Linked DNA regions of Mus musculus: region 2 is linked to region 1. A link is a loop called in an ENCODE intact Hi-C map of the cell type or tissue named here. Cell type or tissue: heart. All regions are shown on one strand. Links, peaks and the distances in the headings refer to the core of each region. The heading gives the core; the rest is flanking DNA. Region 1 holds the start of H2ac15 (H2A clustered histone 15). Region 2 has its middle 6.2 kb from the start of H1f2.

What was found. A loop is a pair of places that touch in the nucleus more often than their neighbours do. Peaks named below come from ENCODE experiments on the same cell type or tissue, not always from the same donor. Only the 100,000 strongest peaks of a DNase experiment are listed, where the experiment ranks them.
Region 2: it touches region 1 in a loop (2.1-fold over the local background); 1 of 42 quality-filtered maps calls a loop at or near these places.

The regions. Positions count from the first base shown.
Region 1 is chr13:21,749,745-21,756,574 of GRCm38, reverse strand. H2ac15 (H2A clustered histone 15) reads left to right here and starts at 2,663. Exons shown (of 1, transcript NM_178183.2): 1 at 2,663-3,198. The coding sequence starts at 2,748. The coding sequence ends at 3,140. It overlaps H2bc15 (H2B clustered histone 15), which reads right to left and starts at 2,499. Exons shown (of 1, transcript NM_178201.3): 1 at 2,022-2,499. The coding sequence starts at 2,452. The coding sequence ends at 2,072. It overlaps H4c12 (H4 clustered histone 12), which reads left to right and starts at 6,022. Exons shown (of 1, transcript NM_178211.2): 1 at 6,022-6,430. The coding sequence starts at 6,070. The coding sequence ends at 6,381. In heart, for the core only: a CTCF peak has its summit at 3,003; a DNase peak (open chromatin) is centred at 2,654; H3K4me3 peaks cover 2,304 bases; H3K27ac peaks cover 2,301 bases.
Region 2 is chr13:23,729,217-23,736,046 of GRCm38, reverse strand. It overlaps the pseudogene Gm11338. Among named protein-coding and RNA genes, the nearest start is that of H1f2, 6.2 kb to the left of the region's middle. RefSeq lists an enhancer at 6,783-6,830. In heart, for the core only: a CTCF peak has its summit at 3,352 (motif pointing right); no DNase peak of the experiment used is centred there.

The sequences.
Region 1 (6,830 bases), core at 1,905-4,404:
TGATTGGACTGTGGCTCAAATCTGTTTCTCCTGTCCATTGGAATGAGACCGTATTCCCTTGAGATAAGGTTAGAAAACGTTTAACATTTTATAGTCTGAAATAGGAAATATTAAATTATAGTATCATATTACATATTTGTACAACCATTGTATGAACTATCTGGTGATAAATCATTGGTAGGTATAAATACCCACCTAATAAATTATTGGTGCCTTGGGTCAATTAAACCCATTTCATCAATTTAAGATTGTAAGCTCTTCCTATCCTGGGGTGTTTGTACCGATTATTTGCTTCTTAGTCTGACAAAACAAAACAAAACAAAACAAACCTCTCTTACCATCAAAACAGTAATTCAATATTGATCATCCATATTCAATATTATATTACAAAATATGGTTAAACAGAAAAGGGGAAATGAAAATTTGGTGAAAGATGTCAGGCCAAGACAATACACTTGCTAGCCATCCCTTGAAAACAAGAGGATGTTTGCATAATTATGGCAGCCTACTGCCTTCACACTCCAGTAAGTATTTCCTTGACAAAAAAAAAGTATTCTTTGTATAGTACGAAAAAAAAATCCAAACATTATAGTTTGGTGCATTATACACTGTTTAGTTTGTAACCAGAGCTGTAACAGTTTATGGTTAAGAATAAAGCCTTTGTACTCTGCTTCCCACATAAGATGAGTCCTTTCCTCTTCTTAGCCCTGATCTTTCACACATAATTTTAGCCCAAATCTAAACCCATGAGCCTTGTTATTGGCCTCTATCCCTCTTCATAGTAAAAGAAAATACAAATACTTAGAGAAACAAGGTTTTCATAAATTTTTCTTTATGAAAAATGTAATGAAGTTTAGAATTTTTACACAGGTTCTTTCCCTCTCTATTGTATCTATACTATCATATATATAGTATGTGACAACCAAGATGACATAGGAAACACACACCGAAATGTAAAGCAAATTATGTCAAACATGCAAGAGCAAATTTCTGTTCCCAAAAAGTTTTCAGAGGCTCTGTGCTTCCCAGACATCTGAGCCGACCTTTATCGCTCAAATAGTCTCTGTGTAATATTTTTTATTTTCACTTATCAATATTATTAGTTGGTAATCACACACTTTTATATGAACTTCAAAACTAATTTGGTTTTGATTTTATGAAGTGCTATTGTATGTGAACCTCCTAAAACATGCCTGAAATTTATTTCAGCTGTTTTCTTCTGTATATGACATGTATTGTTAATTTATCTCGATTAATTCATTTAAAAAAATGAAGAAACATGTATCTATTTCTACTAGTTTGTCTGAAAGAATGCCATGTCCCCTAAACAAACAAACAAAAAATTCAAAACTGTTGCTTATGAGCTGGGAGTCACTAGAATACACTAATCATATAAAAATGTACCACCAAAAGAACTGGAGCGATTTCGTGTAGATTCCAGAAAGATTTAAAAATGTTTCAACTAATCTATTGCAATATTTAAACTGAAAATCCCATTAAGGTGAGAATAAGGAAACAGCAGGCAAAGGCCTGACTTTTCCTTTTAAATTTGTTCCAAGCATCAGAAACAGTGGATAAGGGAAGCACCCCAAGAATGGTGGAGAAACAAACGCCACTATCTCTGGCGCTTAAATTTGAAATTGCCCGCGCAGCACAGTAATTGGCTAATGAAGCCACTAACTGATAAGGACAAGATGAGTGTATGTTTTACTTCTGTTAAATTAATGCAAAGAGGAGGGAAAAAAGAAAGACGGCTTACAACACTGTATTCAAGAGGGTAGGAATAGGTGCTATATGTATAGGTTAAGACCAGTTAAGTTTATAGTGTGGAAGGGAACTTTCTAGTCATGAACCTCTGGAATTGACACCTTCCATAAGTCTTTAGATTTCTAAGCAATTATCTCACAAAGTGCACATCCTTCCAATAAAGTGAGTGGCTCTAAAAAGAGCCTTTGTTTCAGGAGTGAGTTAGAGGAACCCCAAAGTGAATACAGGGCAACAGCCTTTTTTAGTTGAAAGTGTGGGTGGCTCTGAAAAGAGCCTTTGGGTTAGGAGTGTGAGTTAAAGGAACTCACTTGGAGCTGGTGTACTTGGTGACAGCCTTGGTGCCCTCCGACACGGCGTGCTTGGCCAGCTCCCCGGGCAGCAGCAGGCGCACGGCCGTCTGGATCTCCCGGGATGTGATGGTCGAGCGCTTGTTGTAATGCGCCAGGCGGGACGCCTCGCTCGCGATGCGCTCGAAGATGTCGTTCACGAACGAGTTCATGATGCCCATGGCCTTGGAGGAGATGCCGGTGTCGGGGTGCACTTGCTTCAGCACCTTGTACACGTACACCGAGTAGCTCTCCTTGCGGCTGCGCTTGCGCTTCTTGCCGTCCTTCTTCTGGGCCTTGGTGACGGCCTTCTTGGACCCCTTCTTCGGGGCGGGAGCGGACTTAGCGGGTTCAGGCATGGTAGGAACTGACCAAAAGCCTAAAGATACAGAAAGAAAAGAAATGTAAAGTGTGTCTGCACAGGCTGCCTTTTAAACAAACTTGTGGCTATAGCTATCGCGAATTAGCAGTCGTCATCCACCAAATACCCAATCATAGCAAGGGCTTTTCAATGCAACTCTGTTATTGGTCTAGGTGCAATGCTTCTATGTAACCAATGAAATTCCTACTTTTTCATGCCCTGCATTGACTATAAATACTGTCAGCTTTGCCTTCAAACCACTTACTGAGCAGGCTTATATTCTAGGTTCTACCATGTCAGGAAGAGGCAAGCAGGGTGGCAAGGCTCGCGCCAAGGCCAAGACCCGCTCCTCCCGGGCCGGCCTGCAGTTCCCCGTGGGCCGCGTGCACCGGCTGCTCCGCAAAGGCAACTACTCGGAGCGCGTGGGCGCCGGCGCCCCGGTGTACCTGGCAGCCGTGCTAGAGTACCTGACGGCCGAGATCCTGGAGCTGGCGGGCAACGCGGCCCGCGACAACAAGAAGACGCGCATTATCCCGCGCCACCTGCAGCTGGCCATCCGCAACGACGAGGAGCTCAACAAGCTGCTGGGCCGCGTGACCATCGCGCAGGGCGGCGTCCTGCCCAACATCCAGGCCGTGCTGCTGCCCAAGAAGACCGAGACCCACCACAAGGCCAAGGGGAAGTGAGGCCCTTGATAGAAAGCAACCCTTTCCAACCACCAAAGGCTCTTTTCAGAGCCACCTACAAAAACACTTGGAGGAGTTGTGCTACTTTGGATCATTATTGGGCTAATGAGTGCAACACTGAGATAATGTGAACCTAACCCTAGTTTTATTAATGCCTTTAGAATTGTTGCATCCAACCTATTTATACAAGCCAGTGTGAAATTTAATTTACTGACCTATAAATACTAGTAGCTATTACTACGTTTTAATGTTTCAGGCCACGAAGTTTGCTTGTATCTTCCTGTAGTGCATTCTAGGAGGAAGAGCAAGTTACAGCTTAGGGACTACTTAGTTCCCTCAGCATTTACAGGATGACGTCTGTCGTTTTTATAAAATTTGGGAATCTGTTCAGCTTTATACCCCCTTTCAACCTTTTCTGTTACATTGCAGAAGATTTTTTTTTTTTGTAAACACCTTATAACTTACATGCAAGATAAAGGTTACCGTGGTTGCACAAACTTTTAAGGAGGCTGAGGTTAAAGAAAATGTTAAAAACAAACAAACAAAAAAACCCTCTGCTGCCAACAGACTTGCCGAAGAAATGCCGAAGATATACAATTCAGTATATTTCTATTTATTCTGAGTCAGTAGAAGAAATTAGCAGAAAAGGAACTCTAGAAAGGAAGGTTGAAGATTGATGTAGTAAATCTATTACTAGAGTTATGTTATCTGAAAACAATTTGGAGTATATATGGACAGCAGTTACCATGAAAAAGTCATTTAGGGGGCTGGAGGAGTGGCCAAGTGGTCAAGGATGATTGCTGATCCTGTAAGAGTTCTCTAGTTTAATTCCTAGCTAACATCAGGTTTAGGGTTGCGGCAGAGAGAAGCTAGAATTGCAGGTCTCAGTCTCCCTGTCATCTCACAGGTCGAGTACCCACTGCCTGTTATATCCTGTGCCAAACTCCACTTACACACACGGACTGAACCAAACACACATCATTCTTGGACATGTGGAGCTTGATGGAAGCCAGGATCCACCAACAATCAAAAACCTTATACATCCTGTTGGACCTCCCAGCCTGCTTGGTGTCCTATAGTCAAATCTTCAAGTTCCACAGTATTCAAATGACAAATTTGAAACAGAGGAATAAGAAACCCTTCCTTTGTCACTTTTTATTGTTAATTGTCTTTTTCTCATGAGACTTCCTCATAGAAAGCAGAGACATGGGAGCACCTCCAGAACACCTGGAGAAAAGTCCCAGCATACGGGTTCAAGCCAAACTCATCATTTTATCTGGGTTCCTAAAATAGCCATTGGCTTTCTTTCAGGATTCACAGGCACTGAAGCCAGTCTTCAGTGTAGTCCTTGTTTTCTCTACTGAGCGGAGATGACAGGCTCTTAACTGTGCCTCTTCACAGCTCTCTGGTACAGCCCTAATACTCTTCATGGTTTATCCTTTCCCACCTTTCTGACTTTGACTTGCGTCATCATCCCTGCATAGTTGAAACACACACACACACACACACACACACACACACACACACACACACACACACACACAGAGACAGATAGAAAAACAAAACCAAAAAATCCACTCACCTCTCACCTGAAAGGGAATAAGAAACAGTGTATACTAGAGGTTTCTCCAAATTTCATGTTCCAACATGGAAGGAGTCTTATGAAGTTATAAAACAAAGTAAAGATAGGTTTAAACATATTGGAGAGATGTGCAGCAATGTGGGAGAAACTTTTCTACAGATCCCAGATACTATCTGATGACTTTCTTGCCTTTTGGATTGGTGGAAACTACTGATCTGCTATGTTGAGGTTACAAATGAGGTTTTTATCTATTAGTCACAAACTGTTAGACATAGAGGACCACATTCAGAGCATAAAGTGTGACCAAGAAGACAACCAGCATTAGAACCTGTGACACTCCAATTTCACTGTTTTCATACCTCTCATATATGTAGTTCCTGTCAATCAACCAGTTTTTGTAAATATAGTTTTTCCATCAATTTTCTTGACAGATCCTAATTTAGTAGATGTGGGGGAAAAGTTTCAGGAGATTAAAAAAAAGTGTTTTTCATTATACTTGTACTGTACAGAGAGTATTAGTACAGAGCATAGTAGTCACAGATGAACCCCTGTCTTCAAATATTTTGTTCAGACTTCACAAACCCACTTGGATATTTTCTTGAAAATATTAGTGAAAGTCAATTAAATAAAAAAAATCTTTGAGAAATGAGGTTGGCAATAAGAGCGATGAAATGTCAATATAGATAAGCTTAAATTTAATATGGTCACAATAGAAATATCAGAAGTGACCGTAAGTATAGTGATGAAAAATTCACTTAACGGTGAAAAATGACTTTAAACTTAAAATGATTCACCAAGCGATGCAGATGAGTAATACCGATTGGTGCTTTTATGAAAAGTTCTCAAGAGAATAATACAGGTATTATGAGGCTTTTTGTAAGTTTGAACTAAAAAAACCCAAAAAACCAAAAACAAAAAACATTTGAAATGTGGTTACAATAGAGAAGGAACACAAGGTAATTCAGAGCACGGTTTGCACGTTGGAAAGTGTGTACTGAGCACCAAAGCGCCTTAGCAGCCGCCTGCAGTGTCCTCTCTGGACGGGGTTACGGGTTGTTAAGGGGCCGCTTGGCTTTCTGTATTTTGTACAGTCAGTGTACTGATTGTGCGCTCGATTCTCCAAACTCTTAAAAGGGCGTGAGGAGCTAGTTCCCTCAGAAAGCTCGGACAGGGAAACAAAAGGCGCCCTTTTTCTTTTTGGTAAGTCTTCCCCTCCCCCACAGCTGCGGGCGCAACTTCCCGCCTCTTCCCTGCAGGTTCTCATTTCGGTCCGCCCGCCGCAGTATAAAAAGGCGGCGCTCAGGCTCCCTGTCAGCATCTCTGTTCTGAGCTGTCCTGAGTGCAGTCATGTCTGGCAGAGGTAAGGGCGGGAAAGGGCTCGGTAAAGGTGGCGCCAAGCGCCACCGCAAAGTGCTGCGCGATAACATCCAGGGCATCACCAAGCCCGCCATCCGCCGCCTGGCCCGGCGCGGGGGAGTGAAGCGCATCTCCGGCCTCATCTACGAGGAGACCCGCGGTGTGCTGAAGGTGTTCCTGGAGAACGTGATCCGCGACGCCGTCACCTACACGGAGCACGCCAAGCGCAAGACCGTCACCGCCATGGACGTGGTCTACGCGCTCAAGCGCCAGGGCCGCACCCTCTACGGATTCGGAGGCTAAGTCTTTGTCTTTTATTTCTGCTACAAAAGGCCCTTTTCAGGGCCACCCACTTAATTCTTTGAAGCGCTGTACTCATGTCAGAAGGGTTAGAAAGTCCTCATGACCAAGAATACAAGTAATGTCTCTGACATGGGTGACCTACTTTGTAATGGTCAGCTTTCACATTTTTGTGTAAAGTGAACTAATTGGTGTATCAGAGAGTTTTAACACGTCAATTAGTAAATGCCATTTTCCTGGCTTTGTGCTTAAGACATGATCTTTTCTGTGATCTCACTTATCGGTATAATTGACAGTATTACATCACACACACACACACACACACACACACCAGCTGGTTCTCTAGCTCTCTAGTACAGATATGCCATAGAGGGGGGGGGGGGGCTTTTGAGTTTTAGGAGTAGTGCTGGAGATTGAATTCATTCTGTAGATACAACATTACCAGCATCCCA
Region 2 (6,830 bases), core at 2,375-4,874, 2.0 Mb before region 1:
CAGAGAGGGGTTAGCTGGAGAAGCTTTTTGAGGTTGTTAGTATAGATTCCAACTTGAAGCGATTGAAACCTGTGCTTTTCTAACTCACCAAGGGATGATGGTAAAAGCCACAACCGCGTTATTTCCAATTCCTTCCTCATAATGATAAACGATAACTGGTCCATTGTGAGACACACAATGTTGGCAGCACAAGTAAAAACTATATAAGTGATGTCAGGAGGTTTAGAGCCTTCTTAGTCTGTTGTCTCACCTCAGTCTCACAAATAATTTCTACAAATAACCTTGAGCAGTGCTTCTCTTATTTTCTCAGTCTCTCCAGACAGACGGCCACCAATTACAAGATCAAACCTTTGCTACAATGTTTTCCCTGTTGATACCTGAGTACATGAAAGGTCAAGATCTCTTGCACCTTTCTGCCCCAGTGCACCCTCAAATGCAATGGGGAAACCAACATACACCATAACAGTAAAGCATAGAGGAGGGACATAATGAAAATAGAAAATTGCAAAAAAGAGACACAGTACAAAATGGTCCCCAGACACTTTGGAATTGCCAACAGAGTCCTGGGATACACCTCCCCCGACACCCCCCCCCCCCAACTTATTTCCAAAAGACTTTAAAATGTTTTCAAAACTTTAAGCTCGCCTTCCAAATATACAAAATTGACAATGATGACAATATACACTTTTTATACCTTCTCAGTCTAAGCTTATAATGAAGGCACAAAAGGAAACGTAAGTTAGATAGTTACCTTGATGAGAGCCCAGGAATCATCTCACACATGGTTGTTTTGTGGGAAATATACAGCTAAATGTGCTAAGAAAGTATTTTGTCATCCCTAAGCACACGCTTGCTGTGGACACCCTGCACCAGACAGCCTCCTAGCACTTATTTAAGCACAGAACACCTGCAGTGAACATAAACAACAACCATCCAAGGAGAGAATTTCCTCTCAAGGCCAGGTGCCTGCTAGGACAGACACAAACAAGCATTACAGGGAAAGTACAACTCACAGGAAAACAAAAATCTGAAAGACAACGAACGGTAAGAGGCTAGTGTATGGGCTAAACCTTTTCCTTAAGTAATTAGTGATGCAGCAGTGAAATTGTAAGATAAGAGAATTGCTTAAGTCCAGGGGATAGGGAGGCAGGAGGTATTGAAGCTAGGTATTAAATTGATTTGTTTAATAATCTTTTAAGATACAAACTTAAATGCATTTATAATTATATGTTATTCATATGTAAGGTATATATGCTACACTACAGATTTCTATCTCATATACAAAGAAACCATATATAACATCAGATGGGAAGTTCTTATGCTTCAGCTCATTCAAAAGACCATACCACACTGATCCAAAACATGCAAGGTTGTGCGTGGGTGGAGATTACAATTTACTGGCGATGACAGTGATCTAGAGACATAGCTTTGATGCACACAGGCTTGGTTTTATTTCCACTTCTTTCATTCACGTGCTGGGGACGATGCCCAGTTCCTGAGCAACAACTTACACTTTGATGATAGTGAGGATTAGTAGCGAGGGTTCCCCTTCAAAGTTTGGGGTGTGCTCACTCAGTCACTGCTCATGTAACAGTTATTCCCACCAGACCCTTAAGATGTGAGAACCCTCTGCTGTGGGCATGATTCTGAGAAAGGTTGTCCCTTCCTTACTTTGAAGAGATTGATGAGAATAGATCAAGTCTGACAGATGGATGAGAGTAGAGCAAGTCCAACCAGCTGTTTCCAACTTTTGGATTACTTGTATTTCTCAGATGCATCACAAAGGCCCAAGGACCCGGGTGTTACCCTAATAAGAGGAGATGTTGCTGGGCCGTCCCAGATGGGAAGGAGTGGCGTGTGTTTGTGTGTGTTTGTGTGTGTGTGTGTGTGTGTGTGTGTGTGTGTGTGTGTGTGTGTGTGTGTGTGTAAACAAATATGATTATGCGCTGGAGGACCAGGAGATGAGTAAATGATGCAAGTCTATGACTCTGCACATAAGGGTCTATCCCAACAGTCACCCAGAACCCCATTCCATGTCCACTTTGCAAGCTTGTGAAGACCCTCACATAACACCTCTGTCCCTGCTTCCTCCATTCCAGGCAGATCATACTTTTGATGACAAGAGGCTATGGCTGGTTAATTCATAAGAAAGGCCATGATGTTTCGACCTTGCATGCACTCCCACATTATCTCAATCTTCTTATATTACACAGAACTTCTAATGTGACCAAATTCTTATCAAGTTAACTGACCTAAGATTTGTAGCAGTCAAATATATGAAATATACTTGCATGGCTAATAAGAGTAGTTGTGTTTTCTTTCTTATTTTACAAAACAAAGCAGGGTTGTATATTACTCAAGGGCCTGTCTACCCTGGCTCATAGATGGATTATCTGAGTTAAATTCAGCTTTGCTGTTTTCCAGCTGCTTAACCTTGGATGAGTTAATTAATGTGCCCATGCTACTCTCATCATTTGAAAGATGCCAATAATAATAAACCACATGTTTTATAGGTTGTTGTGGGATTTATGGATCCATACATATTTATGATATACAATAAATTTCAGATGAACATACAAAGAATAAAAACTAGTTTAGAATACTGCACATAAACACCTATGTACAAACTAGTGCCCATCCCTGACTGTGCTGATGTGAGTGTCCTTAAGGCTCATAAACAGCTTAGTGAGTACTAGTCAAGAGGCCTTTCCAGCACCGTGATCATCCCAGCGAATAGCAAGCATCCTACCCAGCCTTAACATTTCAGCAAAGGAAAACCCCAAACCCAGACTTCCCCAGCACAGAGCAGCAGTCTTAGCATTTCATGCCTCTAGCACAACATACAGTTCGAGGAGGCATAAAGTTTTCAACTAAAGCCATGAGAGGTGCCACACCCCTTTCATGGCAGCACTCAGGAAACAGAGACAGCCAGACCTCTGTGAGTTCTAGGCCAACATGTTCCACATGGAGAGTCCAGGCCAGCCAATACTTACATGGAGATTTTCTCGAAACATAGATGATAGATGATAGAAAGATGGGTAGATAGATAATAATTAGTTGTAAGTGTGATGGCTCATGTCTGTAATCCCAGGATTCTGGAGACTAAAGCAAGAGGATTCTCCAAAGTTGGAGAACAATTTGGACTACATAATGAGATAGGTCATCAATTGAACCAAGCTTGAATAACATAAGACTTTCAAATTTCATATATATAAAGTATACAAAGCAAAAACACATCCCTACCAATTAACTACTTACCACTCTATTTAGTTTTAGATAGGTTTTCACCCCTACATGACATGTGTGAAATTTGTATCTTCTAGGAATCACAACCATTTTCAACACGTGCTGCTGTTTGCCTTAGCAGACACTAGATGGCAGGCCAAAACAAGACTGCTACCTTAAATGCCATTCAAATTTCTCTTGACCTAGATAAGCATTAATCCTCGGCTATGTTTATATTTTTCTATCCCTTTCAGAAGTTATTAACACCGTTTGTCATATAATCATGATTAAAAAACCGGAAATTCATGATATGTAGTCTGTCCACTGGCAGGGAACATAAGAAGAAGAAATTAAGTGAACTGGACTCTTCTCTTAAGTGACTGAAGAATCCATGTTGGCTCATTCCCTCTACAATGAGTTCATCAGCAACTACAATAAGCCTCGCAAACGCTGGGCTTAGGGAGTGACAGAGCAATCCAGGCAGTCTGTCCTCCTGTAAGAACTGGAGAACTGAGCTCTCCTCAGAAGAGTTAAGTGATGCTGGCTGTGAGAAAGAGCTCACAGCAGGATGATCAGGAACGATGGTCACTTTATACGGTGGTAGATTTTAATGATAGAGCCTTGATTTAAGTTATTAAATCAGTTCTTAGTTGTTGGGGGGGGGTTGTTTGTTTGTTTGTTTGCTTTTAAGTAAAATGGCCACAATAAATAGGCTAACAAGGCACTGCCCTGCAAAACAGGGGAAACAGAAAGACAGGCAGTTGAAGGGATACACAAAGCAAAGGAATCCCTCACTGGGCGTCTAGTTGAAGTCCGAGAGCTAAAAGTCAACAATTGCAGCTCAATTAGCAATATTTGCTGTGAAGGTTGCCTATGTAGAGACAATATTCCTTTTATAGCAAGTTCTTTCAAGTAAGCAATGAACCATGCTCAAGACTTGAATACATATGGCCTTCCCATAGGCCTTGCCTGTTTATGAACCTGCAACTCTCTTAGAATCTAACAAAGAATATAAACTTTATTTATAGGTTAAAAAAAAAAAACCCTTGTGTAGCCTTTGTGCCCCAAGGTTTTACCTTATCAACTATAATCCCACCCAATGTGTTGAATTATGCACACAAATTAGGAGTTGCCCTATGATGTCATGTAAGTCCCTGAGCACTCATCTTAACTACAGTCACTAAAGTCATGTATGTGACCACTGTAAAGTCACTTAAGCACTACTCTGTTGAGAATCCTATATATACAGTTGGTGTAACTATCTTCCTATGTGTCTCTATCTGCTAACAGTATGTAAATATGTGTTGAAATATATTTTAGTTAAACTCTAACTCTGCTTCCAACTTCTACTGAAGTTCCTGTTGGTAGTGTACCCTGGCTCCATCTCAGTAGTATCTTTAAGGACCCAGAACTTTGTCTTGGCCCTGACCAGCCCTGCTGGTGATCATAAGGCAAGAGCAGCTTTTGTCTTATAGTGAGAAAATTATGAAGTTCATAATTAAGTTTTATCAGTACTCATGATAATAAATATGGCGATCATGGAGATACAAAGGGTTCATAACTGTACAGTGGGCTCAAGATTAGCCCAGCACCTGATTCCAACACACACCCTTAGTCATACTCCCAATAAACTCAAGGGGACTCAGGCTGCACTCACGCATGATCATATGAAAGTCCAACTGAACGGGCACCCCAGGACTATTTTCTCATTGCTGAAAGGAACAACACAAATTATGTAAAGCATTAGTGGAGGGGAGAGGAAAAAAAGAACATTCAACATTCATTCAGGCATGATCCCTGTAAATCTCAGTATTCAGGAGGCCAGCTAAGAATACACAAGAATAAATTAATAAGAAACAATTTTTAAAACACATGCAAAAACAAAACCCACCCATCTCACATTGCTAACTAATCATTTTAAATAGTTTCAGACACTGAGTTAGTTGAACAAGAAGGGTTCTGCTTGAAGCTGTCCAGGGGCAGGAGAGCCGCTGAGGTGTAGACAGAGAACAGGTCGCCTGCAGAAGCTGTCCAGGGGCAGGAGAGCCACTGAGGTGTAGACAGAGAGCATGTCACCTGCAGCTTGCTTCTTTCCTCACAGTCGGCTTTTGCAATTGCGGGTGTTTGTACTGGCAGACGGTCCGTGGAATTCCAGGCTAAAGCGTCAGCTGGCTAATCATTCACTAACTATTACTCAGCAGATTTTAAAGCCCTTCCACATACAGAGAGTTTTGATGACAAGACTGATGACCTAGAACTGTGACAGGGTAAGAAGCTGAGGCCGAATCAAAAGTTCCATTGTGAATATTTGTTTTACTTTTTGTTGTTTGTTTGTCTTTGAAACTGAGCGTCCTGTCAGAAAGAAAACTACAACAGCCATTTATTTCTCTTTCTTTCTCTCTTTTCTCTTTCTTTTTTCTTTTTTCCTTTTGTGTGTGTGTGTATATGAGAGAGAGAGAGAGAGAGAGATTCATTTTATAGCTAAAGCTGGCCTAGAATTATTTAATTCATTCAGGATGTCTTCATACTTTCTCTCTCTCTCTTTTTTCTTTTTTCTTTTTCTTTTTTTTTTTTTTTTTTTTTTTTTTTTTTTTTTTGTCCTTCAATGCTTTTATTGATATCAGCAATGGACAAGAACATCCCGGCCCAACTGCTAGGTTATCAGGCAGATGCTCCAGCATCATTGCCATCTCTAGACCCAACCTAAGATCCTGCCTATCCAGGCCATGTTCCCAAATGGGCATGCCCCCGTCTGTCCTGTTTATATGTGTGGATCAGTCTGTCTGAATGTCTAAGTCGATGCCTGCATGGGTCCCCGATCCATGGTACATGGTAGAGGTTGTTCAGAACACAACATGGCTTGCTTCAGTGGACCACTGGGCCCCGGTGTTGAGCATGGGAGACAGGGCCAGAGATTGATGGTGGCAGGAGACCAGGCACAAAGTCCATTCCAGGGCCATATCCTGGCATTGAGAAGCCCTCCATTACATTGTATTTGATTTCACAGGGTGGAAAGGGCTGGCCTTGATAAAAGGGGGTATTCCGGGGCAGGGGTGGGAACATGGGAGGTGGTGAGGGCTAAAGTGGGTAAGGAAGACATGAGGGAAGGCAAATGAAAAGATGGGAGCAGGGGCAAGGCCAGCTTCTCTCTGAAGTCTGGGGGCTGTTTAATGGCTTCCCTGGAATGAATGATCCATCTCTGGCCAGACCTCAACCCACAGGTCTGGGAGATGGCCATGTTTAGGTGGCTCCACAGCCCAGTGGGTCAGAAGTAAGTGTGAGAGGTGGCGGTGTGCATGCTGGTCCCAATGGACACAATCTCGATGACGGTGGTGTACAACAATGCTGGAAACGGAATTGGAGATCTAGGACAACGAAACAGTAGTTCCCTGCTAGTGTAGCTTTGTAGAAGTTCCTCTCAACCACATCCTGTAGCAGAGAGACGGCCAAGGGCTGGAGCCTGGCAGAAAGAAACCTCCAGTGACAAGTTTCCCCAAAAGATATTGCCAAGTTCCACACCAGCAAACAAGAGTCTGGCAAAACATGGTCCATTCGTACAAACGCTCGTTCCAAGTTCTCTCTGAAGCTCTCTATTGAGCAGCGGC